Linked DNA regions of Homo sapiens: region 1 is linked to region 2. The links are chromatin contacts, found by Hi-C or POLR2A ChIA-PET in ENCODE. All regions are on one chromosome and are shown on one strand. The core of a region is the stretch at or near the end of the contact, and the rest is flanking DNA. Distances in the headings are between cores, read along the strand shown. Region 1 holds the start of LINC01550 (long intergenic non-protein coding RNA 1550). Region 2 has its middle 85 kb from the start of LINC02291.

Evidence for each region. Hi-C counts contacts between places; a loop is a spot of excess contacts on that map. ChIA-PET counts read pairs that join two places held with the same protein, here RNA polymerase II (POLR2A). Pooled maps may share reads with other maps.
Region 1: a map of CD4-positive, alpha-beta T cell shows a loop between it and region 2 (11-fold over the local background). The contact joins the promoter of LINC01550 here to the enhancer-like site in region 2. A Hi-C loop is called at or near these places in 6 of 168 maps with a recorded cell type or tissue (CD4-positive, alpha-beta T cell, CD4-positive, alpha-beta memory T cell, CD8-positive, alpha-beta T cell and 1 more) and 10 of 50 pooled maps. POLR2A ChIA-PET finds 5 or more read pairs at or near these places in 8 of 52 experiments (CD4-positive, alpha-beta T cell, CD4-positive, alpha-beta memory T cell, CD8-positive, alpha-beta T cell and 5 more).

The regions. Positions count from the first base shown.
Region 1 is chr14:97,975,171-97,980,009 of GRCh38, forward strand. It overlaps LINC01550 (long intergenic non-protein coding RNA 1550), which reads right to left and starts at 2,954. Exons shown (of 3, transcript NR_015430.2): 1 at 2,807-2,954. RefSeq lists an enhancer at 2,954-3,453.
Region 2 is chr14:97,599,641-97,604,295 of GRCh38, forward strand. No RefSeq gene overlaps it. Among named protein-coding and RNA genes, the nearest start is that of LINC02291, 85 kb to the right of the region's middle. Within about 2 kb of position 3,196, at least 6 of the 41 ENCODE cell types and tissues checked have a DNase peak (open chromatin) inside an H3K27ac peak, as active enhancers do; they include CD4-positive, alpha-beta T cell and CD8-positive, alpha-beta T cell, where a contact is called at or near this core.

The DNA.
Region 1 (4,839 bases), core at 1,704-4,203, 380 kb after region 2:
AAAATGATATTCATCTTCAGTTAATAATAGCATTTTCTTCTGCAGCACCTAAACTTAGGGGTGGTGAGGGATACTATTGGTGCAGTCACTGTGCCACCGGCAGATGCATGACCTTTGTTGTATCTAACTATAATTGGATCTATGGTGAAATAAAATAAAAACCAACACAAGTTTTGACACTAAGATAATAAATTATAAATTATGGAAGTCTACGCCACCAAGGATCTTGTAAACAACAGGCTGGTCTCTTAGCAACAGACCAAGGAGAGCAGGTTGTTGATAGGAATGGAGCAGACAGGATTGTTTTGTAGTGATTACTACCAAACACCAGGAACTACATTTCAACACCTGCCCGAGGCCCCATCCCTGCCCAGCCTTTCTTTGTCCAATGGCCAGTGACCCTTTCCCACTGACCCAGATGACCAGACCCCATGGAGGGGACAATAAAGATATGGACTGAAGGATAGAGGTGGGCTGAGGATGCCCTGTGGGAACAGGAGGGAACTACAGAGGGGGCGGGAGAAATAAATACATTCTTATTTGATACTGTTTAAAATTAGGACTCTAAACGGGGAACTCCTCTTTTCCCTGCCCCCAACTCCCTTTGGTTTTAAAAATCTCACTGAGAGTGGTTGTCATGAAGGAATTTAGACAAGACTTTGACAAGGTGCCAAAATGGTTTATTTTAAAATGTTGTTCCCGAAAGCACCGGAATATTAAGTTGGAGCAAACGTTGCTTGGAAGAGCGAAGGGGTTGTGGTCACACATTCTTGGAAGAAGGGTGATGGAGATCAAGGTGTTTGTAACCTGGAATTAACAAACGCAGGTGGACCGAAGGACTCAGTCACCAGGGAGTTTTTTTTTACAAATACATGTGTAAGAGTGTGTGTGAGTGTAGGTGAGTGTGGGTGTGTGTGTGAGTGTGGGTGAGTGTGTGAGTGTATGTGTGAGTATGTGTGAGTGTATGTGTGAGTGTGTGTGTGAGTGTGGGCGCGTGTGTGTGAGTGTGGGTGAGTGTGTGTGTGAGTGTGGGTGAGTGTGTGGGTGAGTGTGGGTGAGTGTGTGTCAGTGTTTCTCAACTGCGGGGCATTTTCGGAGTTGGGGTGCAGAAGGAGATTTTCTTTAATTAATTAGATGTTTACCTCCAGCATCATCCCTCAGTGGTTTAGACAATCATCTGCCCACATGTTAGGAATGAGATTCAAGAAAGCCTCTTGGAGTGAAATTTTCCTGGAAATATCCTGATTCTTGGCGGCACACACCCTCTCCCTCTTTCTGTGATAGAAACAGCCAGTTCTGCATTATTCCAAACCACAAAGCAAGCGACATGCCATCCCAACTTAGGATATGAAGGAAGTATCAGCCCCCTAATTGCACAGGGGCCACACAGCCTGCATCTCCCTCCATCGTCCCGACTGCATGCTTTTGATTGTTTCATAATAAAAGTGGCCGGCTAAATTATGACTACTTGTGATTTATTTGCCATGTCATTTAGACTTTTCATATGTATAAATTTGCCATTTGAAAAGAAAGAGAAAATTCACTGCTATTCCCCAAGGCCTCGTTTTTGGGGAGCTCCTCTAACATCATGAACAGAGGCTTTGTGACTTCTAAAGTGATTAGCTCCTATCCGGAGGTTTTGGAACATATCTGTGCTCAGAAGCAGTCTGCCGGGGTGAAATTCTATCTGGAATAGTGTCCTAACCCCATCGGAGAGAGACTCTGAATTTTTAAAACGCCTGTTAAGGACCCCTGGGTATGAGCCCCGCACAAACATGTCTGCGGCACCCACAGCTGTGCCTCAATGAAGGCCCAATTTCTCCATTGCACAGATGAAATTGCAAAGGCCCAGCAATGTTAGCCAAATTCCCCAAGCTTAATGCCAGAGCCTGCTTCCACTCCAGGACAAAGTGGTTTCAAAGTCCATACTTGCCCCACCCTGGTGGCCTGCCCTGGGGAAGGTCACTGCCAAGAAGGCTCCTGGGCCGTCTTGCAGCTGCTGCCTCTTCTTTTAATTACGAAAGAAATGCATCATCATGAAAAATCAACAATACACAAGATATAAAGTTAAAAGGCAAAGTCCCCCCTCATCCTCTCTCTCAGCCCCTCAAGTATATTAGAAGATCTTTTTAGGGTTGAATTTTCACTCTGCAGGAGGGTGTTCTGTATACAAAGAATACGACCCTTTCTTCCTCTTTAATTTGCTTATAGCTGGTACATTTCAAAAAAAAATAAAAAGTGACCCATGCCTTTGATGTTTTTTTTTTCCCCTTATTTTTGTCAACATATTGTGGAGAATGCTGAGTTCTTTGAATTGTTTTTCCCTCTGACAGCAAATCACCAAGATGTACTTTTCCAGAGCCTAACATCCTTGAATTCACAAAAGTTCCAGTCTGGAGTCATAATGTGGAACGTAAGCAGTTCTAGTCAGTTCTGATCTTGGCAACATGAATTCTCCCCTTTCCCCGGGGAGACTCAGAAACCTGCATTTTCACAAGATTTCCCAAGTGACATGTGTGCACAACAGGGTTTGAGAAACCCTGTGCTGGACTCAGCTGCTTCAGAGAGAAGACACAGAACAATTGCCAAGCTATCAAAAAAAGCTCAGACTGACAGCAGAGAACTCAATAGAAATGCCCCATCCGACTGTTGAAACTCAGGCCCAAACTACTGCAAGAGAGTGGAGAACTGTTTCTCCTCTGAAAAGGCCCGATTTCGACTAAATGAAAGCAAAACTGTAGGGACCATTTCCCACCTAGTAGCTTGAAGCCCTACCCGGTCACCAAATTGGCCTAGCTGGTCCTACCTGCATTTGGTAAGAGCCGGGGATTGGGACGAGGCAGAGAGCAAGACCAAGCTGGTTTCCTCTCCGGTTTCCTCCGGGGTGGCTGGGTCCCAGGTCCTGCCCCCGCCTCGCCCTGTGCAAGCTCGGTGCAGTGCAGCCCCTCCGGCTCTCGCCCCACAATGCCGTGCGCAGGCTGGCAGCAGTTCAGCTGAGGACTAAACGCTTGGCTCAAGTTCAACACGGCTGCCAAGATTTGGCAACCAGAGAGTTGCAGGGAAGCAGCAGGCTGCTAAACCCTTTCACATTTTTAATTAGATCCACACACCCATGTCTTTGAGCTATCATAAATATACAGATGACATAGAGAGTATTATTCGGGGTTAAAAAAAAAAAAAAGGAAGCAAACTCTACTAAGGTACAGCTTACCTTATTGAAATAATTTCCCTATCACTAGTTTGAGGGCTGAGGAGGAAAAAGAGAAGGTAGTGATATTTGCTTAAGTAGAACCACATCTGACAAGGGAATCTACCCAGGATCTGGAAAACACAGGTCTCGGCTGCCTTGCTATCTTCCTGGGCTTCGAGAATATCACCAGAAGAGGGCATTCTTGGCGCCGGCTCAGCCCTGTGCAGCCCGGAGCTGGCAGGCAGCAGTGCTGGAGGAGTCATCCCTCAGGCCACTCCCACCTCCCGTTCTTGGGGATAGCTTTAATATCGCCACGGAGCAGAGAGGTTCTCTCCTTCGCCCTAAATGCAGCAACTTTTATACTCCATGTTGCCTTACTATTCTTCTCGTTTTATTTCCTTCTCTGGATTGTTTTTGGGTATCTTCCCCTGGAAAACAATTGCAGATGCTTCTAAATTTTTCTAAGTCCTGTGCCGCAACATGCTCAGCTTCTTCCCCTCAGAACCAGCCTTTCCCCTTGCACTCAGCCCCTGGGCGATTCTCCCTCCGGGGAGGAAAGAAGATTCAACTCTTGATTCAAATGCTCCGGATTTCACTCTGGTTTCGCTGTGTGGCTTTGGACATAGGATTTAAAGCCTTCACGTTGGTTCCCTCATCTGAAAGATCCCAAAGCAATTCTGGCCTCACAGAGTGGCTCTGGGGTTTAAATCCTATGTACAAGGCTCGTAACACAGTCAGCACCCAACACTGAATATTCGATAGAACATGTGCCTTGTAGACAGTCAGCTAACAAACAACTCCACCAAAACAACAGTGCTAGTCCTTAGTCTTCTTCTTCCCTGAACTGCTTCTCCTCTTGTTTGTGACAAAGGCCACCCATGTTTCTCAGACAACTAACCCTAGTCTGATCAACTTGCCGTAAGATGAGAGTGAGCCCATGCATTGGTGTGCATGCCCTTAATTTAAAAGACATGTTAAAAAGGAAATGAAACACTTGAAATGCAGGAAAGAAGTGCCTCTGGTTGTCCCATCTGAGAGCACAAAGTTTATAAATAGAACCATCACAAGCATCAAACACGAGCTGTGCTAAGGCATCAAACACACATACATACACACACACGCACACACATGTTTGTGTCCTTGGCTTATGGTGAACAATTTGTACACCTTTCAGTGGCCCCCGCAGAAAACCAGAGCTTGTAGTGGACACTTGGCAGCATTTGGTCTTTTCCTCATCCTTCCTTCATTTATTTTTTCTTCACATATGACTTGAAAATAGAGCATGTTTTACTGTGGCAAAATTCCCTCTATACTTGACCTGCAAACAGGACAGTCAGGCTAACTGGGATGACCTGGTCCAATGAAGTGGGCTGGAGACAATTCTACGCCCAATAGGCACCTTTCAGCAGATGGAAAGGGTGAGGACAAACAGGTTGGTGGGCCTCAGCACCTCATCTTTTCCTGTAGTCTCTCTTGCTCCCCAACACCTCACTATCTCCCCCAATCCCCAGGTACAGGGGATTTCCTTTCACTAGAAGAAGAAAGGATACAAGCTTCTTATGCACGTGTGCACACACGCACACCCATTCATGCTCACAGACACTGAAACAAGACCCTTACACCAGGACTGTTCCACTTGGAATACAGAG
Region 2 (4,655 bases), core at 1,946-4,445:
TATAGAAATTCTAAAAGAAGCTAGAGGTAAATCATTTGGATTAGGAGAGTTTAAGTTTTCTAGGTCTAAAATCAATCTACAAAAATTGGTCATCATTGTATATACAGCCAATGAACAGATAGATAATGTAATTTAAATAAACAAATAATTGGTAATAACATCAAAAATGTAAGAAACTTAGAAATATATCTAACAAAACATCTTCAAGGCTCTTATAAAGAAAATTAGAAAAGAAAAACTGCTTTGAGAATTTAAAGACCTGTAGAAATTGAGATATCATGGATGTATGGATTGGAAGATTCAGTGTCATACATACGGCAATTCTCTCCAAATTGATTTATAGATTCATTGTAATTCAAATATTACCCCAACAGGCTTTGTGAGCATGTGGGTATGTGTGTGGAAATTGATGAGTTTATGGGCTTGCAAATGACAGAAAAATAGAGATTCTTCTGAATGAGAAGAATAAGGTTGGTTGTCTGACTTTGACAGATATGAATGTTTATTTGAATGATAGCAATTAAGACAGTTTTATATTGTTCCTGGGCTAGACAACCCAACCAACAAAATTGATTGAGTCACAAATTGTGTGTGTGTGTCTGTGTGTGTGTTTAATGTATGAGCAGATGTGGCTTTATAGATCAGTGGCAAAATAATGGACTTTTAAATACATGATACAGAACAATTTGTTATTCATATAAAAAAATAGAGTTCTACCTCACAGTATATACAAAAATGAATTTGAGATTAAAAAGACTTACATGTGAAAAACAAAATGGTTAAGTAATAAAATATAATATAGTGTAATATATTCATGAATTTCTGTGAACAAAGGTTTCTTAAGGCATGAAAAGCAAAATCCATTAAAACAATTGATACATTCAAAAGACAGCAAAATAAAGGAAAACATAGACTAAAAAATGCAAAAAGTATTCATAATACATATAATTGAAGTTATATATATTGGTTAGTATACAAGATAAATAAAGAACTTCTATAAACCTATCAGATAATTTCAAGTGACCTAATAGAAACATGGGCAAAAGGCTTGAACAGGCACTTCACAAAACAGGGAACTCAAATGGCCAATGACAGAGGAAGAGGTGTGTGATCCCATTGATAAACAGGAAAATGCAAACTAAAACCATGATGAGTTACTATATTACACTCACCAGATGGCCAAAAATTATATCTAACAGTAAGAACTTATGGCGATAATAGCAATGAGACTGTGACATTTCTTAAGAGAGTGTAAATTGGTGCAATCACTTTGGATAACAATATGCCATTATCTAATAACATTGAAAATGCACAGATCTTCTGTCTCAGCATTTCCCTGCTTAGGTGTACACCCCTAGAGAATCTCCTCTACATGTACATCTGGAGACAGGGAGAAGAATGAGTCCAGAGAAGTTTGTTGTAGTAAAACACTGGAAACAGCCCAAATGTACACGAGTAATAGAATATTTAGGTACATTCTGACATAGTCACACAAAAGAATATTGTTCAGCTATGAAAATAAATGAAGCACAGGTACATATAACAACACAGGCAAATCTCAGAAACATAATATGGAGCCCCAAATCCAAAACAAACAGGCAACAACAACTGCAAAATAGCGCACATTGTCAAGAGAATTCGTTCAGCATGATTCCATTTATATAAGGTTTAGAAACATGCAACACTGCAAACAATAATTTTCAGGAATACAAACAAATGGAGAAGCTATAAAGAAAATGAGAGTGTGGGAAACACGACGAGGGAAGGAGCCAGGATGGGGGAGGGAGGAGCATAAGGTTCTAATTCTTAAATTGGGTTACACAGGTGTTTTCTTGTATTTTTAATTTTTGTGCCTTATATATATTTTAGAAGAATTTGTGTATGAATTCAATCATTTATAAAAAAGAATTTTATGTATATTTATAATATAGTTAAAAAGCAGACATATGTGTAGCTGATGATGGGAATTATTCCAACGTTGATGAATATGCTGTCAATGTGGGTAAGAGAGATCACTTGGATCTTAGGCATTTTGAAAGACTTCATGGAGAAATGAAGGTTTAAAAGAGGTCCAAGTTTTGTTGAGGTGAATTTCATCCATGGTGAGGATGAAATTCCAGCTTTGGCAAGGGAGCAGAAAGTGCAGCTTTTAAAGTAGGGAGGGTGGACTTTGAATACATTAGTACCTTAAAAATGGCATTTCAGAGTAATTGGAGTTCGGCCAGTCTAAGAATAGGTAAGCAATAGATGGTACGCCATGTCATGTAAGTCTCCATGTGATACTGTGGTTAATAGTGACCTTGAGTTTGAGCCCTCTGCCAACTTTGTAGCTGTTTGACCTTGGAGGAGTCATTTTATTACCTTGAGCCTCAGTGACTTCTTCCACATGATGGAGATAAGAACTATGCATACCCCACAGTGTTGCTTTGAGGGTTAAATCAAGGAATGCATATAATGTACCTTGAATAGACTGATCGACACTGAATGTTGACCACTGTTTTATGATGTGGTTGAGGTTCCTACTAGGAATGACAGATAGAAAGGACAAGAAATGCCAGGATACACAGGTGTGAGGATCCAAGTGAGACAGGAGGGACATCTTGTTTTGGGAACCAGAGCCTCGGCCAACTGGAGCACTGTGGACCTGAAAAGACAGGGGATGAGAAGAGGATGAGAGGGGGGAGTAGGAGTCAGATCGCGGAAGGCTTTCTGTGCCATGCCAGAAATCTTGAACATGATTTGCAAATGATGAAGGCAATACCTGAAGGGTATTCGGCAGGAGAGTAGCACTCTCATGTGGGGAATGAGTATGATCTGAAATCTAAGCCGTGTGCCTTTGGGGCTGCATCCGCCCAAGTGACCATTTTATTGTTAGAAAGATCCTTCTGGCTGCCTCCTTGTGGAGAGTGGCTTGGAGGGGGCCAGATGGGGACTGATCAGACAGTCATGTGGAAGGCTGCCACTGCTATCCCTGCACAAGTTATGAGAAGGTCCTACACTAGGGTGGGGCCAGGAAGGAATATGAGCAACACAAAAGCGGCATCTCTGACAGGATCTCTCGGGGGTGGCTTAGTCTCAGAGCTTATTTTAAATGCCAAAAGGGAAATGGGAGCGGCATAGGGGGTGGGGTGGTGGGGAGGAAGGAGAGCTCAGATCTTATCTGGACTCTTGGGCTGTCATCGGAGCTGCTCAGAGCAGGTGCTTCAAAGCCTTTGGCTTTCCCCTGCATTCGGGCCCATGTCGGGTACACACACAAAGTGGGCATGCATTATTCAGGTGGCATCACATCCTCTGTGCAGCTCATCAGAGCTTGCTGCTTCGGGCCCTCCTTCCCCAAAAGCCCATTGTTAAGAATTATAAACAAACAGGATGGACGCCTCTACAGTCACTACACTGGTGCTGCCGGCGGGATCTGCAGTCATAACAGGAAATCGTGCACTTGCTGCAGAAAGATTTTTTTCTAAGAGGCAGCATGAATGTCATTGACCTAAATTCTAGTGCCCTAGCCTATACCTGCAGAACTTTTCAGCAAAGAAATGTCAGTGAGAGGCAGATTAAAAGGGTCTCTAACTATTTCTTTCTTTTTGCTTTATGAGTATCCATTGCCATGAATATCTAGTGACCCTGAAACCTACTTCCAACTTTGCAATCAGCTCCCCAAAGGTTGACTTAAAGATACAGATAAAAATGATGAGGGGGTATGGATAGAGCAGAAGGTGCTGGCTTTCTACTAGTGGAGGCTGATGTCATCTGTGCCGCAACCGAGAGTAGTGATAGTGGCACCCAGTCCCACCCTACAGGGACCTGCCCGACTACAGGGCTGAAAGGACAGTGCAAGGGACTTCAATCTTTCAGATCAATTACTAGTTGTTCTAAAGGACTGTGGCAATACAAATTAGGTCAGCATCATTTTCTCCTTTACAGATAAGCTCATCTAGATGCAGTAGCCAAATGAATTGCCCAAGATTTGGAGCTCAGAGAGTTTGCTCAGCTGGCCCCTTTTCCTCTCACTCCAAGAATGCATCATCTTAGCATCTCACTCATTCGTTTATTAATTCACTAACTCGCTAAGTATTTGTAGAGTGCCTACTACATTCATGCATGGCGCTGGATGCTCAAGATGCAGCACTTAATACACTGTAATCCCTGTCTGTAAAATGGTCGTAGTCAAGTAAGAGCAGATAAGTTAGCTACTAGATGGGACACAATGTAAAAAGTGCTGCAACGGAGTTGTTAAGGGATTCCAGAGTAGCCTCCCTTAGCCCAGGCTGGGGTATTCAGAAAAGGCTTCCTGGAAGAGGGGGCATGGATGTTGGTCCATAAAGGGAATAATCTGGATTTAGCAACAGGAAAGAGGAAGAAGGATGTTCTGCCAGAGGCATTTGTAATGTCAGTTGGATTGGAAATAGCAGAGCTCTGGCCAGCAATCATTAATTTCACTTGGGTTAGGGGAAGCGCATACCATTGGGTGTGGCAAGAGCTATTAACAATGGTGGGTAACAAGCTAAACGGATATGAGAGGTGTTGTAACCACTCCATCTAAATAGTTAAATCGAAAGAACAATTCTATAAAGTAGTCACTAGGAATCTCTTTTAAGATTTAGGAAACTGAGGCTTGTAGAGCTGAAGTGACTTGCAGGGTCACATGGCGAGGC